Linked DNA regions of Homo sapiens: region 2 is linked to region 1. A link is an interaction called in ENCODE POLR2A ChIA-PET data of the cell type or tissue named here. Cell type or tissue: Panc1. All regions are shown on one strand.

The links. ChIA-PET counts read pairs that join two places held together with the same protein. Peaks named below come from ENCODE experiments on the same cell type or tissue, not always from the same donor. Only the 100,000 strongest peaks of a DNase experiment are listed, where the experiment ranks them.
Region 2: POLR2A ChIA-PET joins it to region 1 with 5 read pairs; 6 of 35 experiments call an interaction of 5 or more read pairs at or near these places.

What each region holds. Positions count from the first base shown.
Region 1 is chr22:43,149,660-43,152,159 of GRCh38, forward strand. It overlaps TSPO (translocator protein), which reads left to right and starts at 1,900. Exons shown (of 4, transcript NM_000714.6): 1 at 1,900-1,945. RefSeq lists a silencer at 1,652-1,871 and an enhancer at 2,493-2,500. In Panc1, no CTCF peak of the experiment used is centred here; no DNase peak of the experiment used is centred here; H3K4me3 peaks cover 1,182 bases; H3K27ac peaks cover 476 bases.
Region 2 is chr22:43,021,691-43,024,190 of GRCh38, forward strand. No RefSeq gene overlaps it. Among named protein-coding and RNA genes, the nearest start is that of PACSIN2, 7.8 kb to the left of the region's middle. In Panc1, no CTCF peak of the experiment used is centred here; no DNase peak of the experiment used is centred here.

The sequences.
Region 1 (2,500 bases):
TCCTGTGTCAGCCTCCTGAGTAGCTGGGATTACAGGCGCCTGCCACCATGCCCAGCTAATTTTTGTATTTTTAGTAGAGACTGGGTTTCACCATGTTGGTTAGGCTGGTGGCGAACTGCTGACCTCAGGTGATCCACCGGCCTCGGCCTCACAAAGTGCTGGGATTACAGGTGTGAGCCACCACGCCCGGCTAAGAAGGGATTTTTTTTTTTTTTTTTTGAGACGGAGTCTCGCTCTGTCACCAAGCTGGAGTGCAGTGGCACCGTCTCAGCTCACTGCAACCTCTGCCTCCTGGGTTCAAGAGATTCTCCTGCCTTAGCCTTCCAAGTAGCTGGGATTACAGGCACACACCACCATGCCCAGCTAATTTTTGTATTTTTAGTAGAGATGGGGTTTCACCATGTTGGCCAGGCTGGTCTCGAACTCCTGACCTAGTGATCCACCCACCTCGGCCTCCCAAAGTGCTGGGATTACAGGCATGAGCCACCGTGCCTGGCCAGAAGGAATTTTAAAAAAGAAAAAAAAAAAAAAAAACAAAGCTGCCAGGTGCGGTGGCTCACGCCTGTAATCCTAGCACTTTAGGAGGCCGAGGCAGTGGATCACTTCAGGTCAGGAGTTCGAGACTAGCCTGGCCAACATGGTGAAACCCCATCTCTACTAAAAATACAAAAATTAGCCGGGCATGGTGGCAGGCGCCTGTAATCCCAGCTACCGGGAGGCTGAGGGAGGAGAGAATCACTTGAACCCAGGAGGCAGAGGTTGCAGTGAGCCGAGATTGTGCCATTGTACTCTAGCCTAGGAGACAAGAGCGAAACTCCGTCTCAAAAAAAAAAAAAAAGAAACCCAGAAGAAAAAGATGAATGAAGAATGGAACCAAGCCTGGGTTATCCTTGTCTTCAGGCCAACACAGTAAAAAATAGATTTATGTATGTTTGTTTTTTAATAGAGGAAGAGGCTCACAAAGGCAAAAATGCCAGGTCCTAGGAAAGCCATACTGCAGCCTGGCTGGTCCCCAAGGAGGCTCCTGGCTTCTGTGTCTGGGTAGAAGTAGCCACAGTTCTCCTTGGACCCTGCAGGATCAGTTTGGGCCAACGTGGCTGGTTCAGGCTGATGGGGCGTTGCCAGGCTGAGTTGTCTGGAGGGAGCTGGGACAGCCTTGAACTGCAGCAAGACAGCCATAGTGCCAAGGGCCTGGGGCTGGACACACCCTGCATGGGAGTGGACCTGGGCAGCTGGAGGCCACCTCTGGGCTGTGATGATGGCAGCCTCCCCTCACTGAGCGCCGAGCATCTGAGGGGTGTCCTGCCTGCATCACCGCGTTGCGGCCTCATCAGTCCCACGACTTTGTGCCCATTTTACAGATGAGGAGATGGAGGCCCAGAGAGCCAGTCAGAAAGTGGCTGGGCCAGGACTAAGAGTGCAGCGCGCTGCCTCCGTGCCCTGCGTCAACAGCTCAAGGAACTGGGGTGCTCCGGAAATGGGGCCAAGGCTGCTGGGCAGCAGGACGCTCAGGGCCTTGGCCTCAGGAGAGGTAATTCCCCACTCGGAGATCGGTCTTGTTGCTGCATTTTATAGATGGGAAAAGTGAGGCTAGAAGAGACGACAAACGACACGCCGTTGGACACACGGCAACGTTTTAGATGTTGGGTCTGGCCGGGCGGCCGTCACCGGTCACCATGGGGAGGAGGAGGAGCCGAGAGACTTGCTCGCGGCCGGGGGGAGGCAGAAGCGCGTCCCGCGGGAGAGGTGGCTTTGAGGAGTGAGCTCCCGGTCCCGCGGGGACGCGAGTGGGCCCAGTGCCCGGGCTGCCAGGCGGGGCGGGGCGGGGCCGGGCGACTGAGAGGGGCGGGGCCTGGCGGCTGGGAGGGGCGGGGCGGATGCGGGGACAGCGGCCTGGCTAACTCCTGCCAGGCAGTGCCCTTCCCGGAGCGTGCCCTCGCCGCTGGTGAGTGAGGACGGGACGCGGAGGGGGCAGCGGGAAGTGGGGGCCCGCATGGCTGCGACTCTTGGCAGCGCCGCGGGACAGAGGGAAACTGAGGCCGGAGCCGCAGACTGGACACCCGAGGGGGCGACCCGGGGCAGCACTTGGGGCTCGGCTACCGGGTCAGGGGGCGGCGGGCAGCAGAGTCTGGGCCTCCGCGGCCGGGGTTCCAGCGCGGGCCGCCTCCGGCTGGGGGTTCGGGAGGGAAAACTTGGACAACCCTGCCACGCCCAGCCCTTGGCCGCGTGGCTTCTCCTGCAGGAAGCGCGGTCCCAGGAGTGGCCGACGCTCCCTCTCCTGCCCATTCCGCGGATGGGCAATCCCAGGCGGAACTCCCTTGAGGGTCTCAGAATATCTGGGAGACCTCGGGCTCTTGATCTCCGAGACACCCCGTTTCGTAGTGGAGAACAGTCCAGATCGGGGAAGTTTATTTTGCCCAAAGCCGGTTAGAGGCCCCCTGGCCCTCGATTCCCAGTGCGGGGCTCAGGTGCGTTGCAGCCTAGACGGGTCTTACTGTGA
Region 2 (2,500 bases), 130 kb before region 1:
ACTTGGGAGGCTGAGGAATGAGAATCACTTAAACCCAGGAGGTGGAGGTTGCAGTGAGCTGAGATCATGCCACTGCACTCTAGCCTGGGCGACAGAGCAAGATTCTGCCAAAAAAAAAAAGTGCTAGGTACTGAGATTACAGACATAAGCCACGGCGCCCAGCCCTATGACAAATAAATGTTGTTAACTTGAACTTGTAAAATAACCTGTACACCAATACATACATTATAAATTGTATACCAATAAAAATAAAATACCTGCCAGGCACAGTGGCTCATGCCTATAATCCCAGCACTTTGGGAGGCCTAGGAGGGCGGATCACTTGAGGTCAGAAGTTCAAGACCAGCCTTGAGGCGGGGCACGGTGGCTCATGCCTGTAATCCCAGCACTTTGGGAGGCCAAGGCGGGCGGATCACGAGGTCAGGAGATTGAGACCATCCTGGCTAACACGGTGAAACCCTGTCTCCACTACAAATACAAAAAATTAGCCAGGCGTCATGGCAGGCGCCTGTGGTCCCAGCTACTCGGGAGGCTGAGGCAGAAGAATGGCGTGAACCCGGGAGGCGGAGCTTGCAGTGAGTCGAGATCGCGCCACTGCACTCCAGCCTGGGCGACAGAATGAGACTCAGTCTCAAAAAAAAAAAAAAAAAAAAGACCAGCCTGGCCAACATGGTGAAACTATGTCTCTACTAAAAACACAAAAATTAGCTGGGCATGGTGACGCACGCCTGTAATCCTGGCTGAGGCACGAGAATCACTTGAACCCGGGAGGCGGAGGTTGCAGTGATGCAGTGAGCTGAGATTGCACCATTCCACTTCAGCTTTGGGGCAGAGCGAGACTCCATCTCAAAAACAAACTCACGCCTGTAATTCCATCACTTTTGGAGGCCAAGGCAGGTGGATCACGAGGTCAGGAGTTCGAGACCAGCCTTGCCAACATGGTGAAGCCGCACCTCTACTAAAAATACAAAAAAATTAGCTGGGCATGGTGGTGCGTGCCTATAATCCCAGCTACTCGGGAGGCAGAGGTTGCAGTGAGCCGAGATCGCGCCACTGCACTCCAGCCTGGGTGACAACAGCAAAACTGCATCTCAAAAAAAAAAAAAAAGAAAAGAAAAAGAAAGAAAGAAAGAAAAAAAACCACACACAAACAGCAAGTTGTTCCATAAACCTGTGCCCAAGAGCTTAAAGGACATCCCCTCACGTCATCCTGGGACAAAGACAGAGAGGAATTGGAATCCCACCGCCCCCACGCCCCTGCCACACACACACACACACACACACACATCCTTTATAAGCCACACGGCTTTGGGCAAGCCACTCACTTCTCAGCCTCAATGTCCTCATCTGGACAGGGAGCGATAGCTCACCCCTGCTTCATGGGGTGCTGCTGGAACTCACTGCAGTCACATGGGGAAAGTGCTCAGTGCGCACGCCCGTCACGGCACACAGTAAGTTACCAGCTCCACCAATGCTGGTTCCCGGCCCGGGCTGTCATGGCCCTAACCCAGAGCCGCCTCCTAGTCTGTGAAAGAGGAGAGCAAGCCGCTGAGGTGTGTGGCAGGCCCCAGCTCCCTCTCACCCACACTCCCTGCCCCAAGGGGAGTTGGAGCCAAGGGGTGCTGCCTACCAGGAATGGACATGTCTCTGGGGAGCTGACTTTCGGCTTCAGCTAGCACCCAGTCCACCGGCGTTATCATTCACAGAAGAATGAGGCCCCATCTCCCCATCCTGCGGGGTGGCACCTGCTGCCTGCATTCCACTCCCACAGCGTTCTGCACCTCCCAGCCTCCATTCCCACCCCCACCTGTCTCCCTGTCCCCCCTTCTTCTGCTGAGCCTCCAACCAAGTCTGAGGCCCATGGGAACCCACACTCCAATCCAGGCAGCCCCTCTGGAGGCAGGGGGTGGGTGAGGCCAACTCTGCATCAAGTTCTCTTCTCTCTGAGTCTGGGCCACAGATGGCAGGTCCAAGCTGGCATGGGTGACTGATGGTTGTAAGTCATCTGGCCCAGAGCTGTGCGCAGCACGAGGCAGATGCTGGAAGTGTATGAGGAAGGAATCTTCCCTTTCACCCGCAGGTGCATGAAGGATGGAGAGCCGACCACGTGGGCAGTCAGAAGGTGAACAGGCCTGGGGGGTGGCTTCACCTCACAGCTCAGTATGGGGCAGGGAGTGGGCAGGTGGGAGACAGGGCAGGGGGCAGCCTGTGGAGCATTTGGGACCACAGAACATCTAAGCCAGAAGACCCCCAAAGGTGAGTCCTAGCCTCTTCTAAGGCGAAGGAAGCTGAGGCCCAGGGAAGTCAGGCGAGTGGCCCGAGGTCTGCCAGCCATTAGGAGTCAGAGACCCCTCTCAAATCAAACTCAGGCCTTCTGGCTCCTGCTCCAGTATTCTTTTTTTTTTTTTTTTTTTTTTTTTTTTTGAGACAGAGTCTCTGTCACCCAGGCTGGAGTGCAGTGGCACAATCTCAGCTCACTGCAACCTCCCTCCTGCTTCAG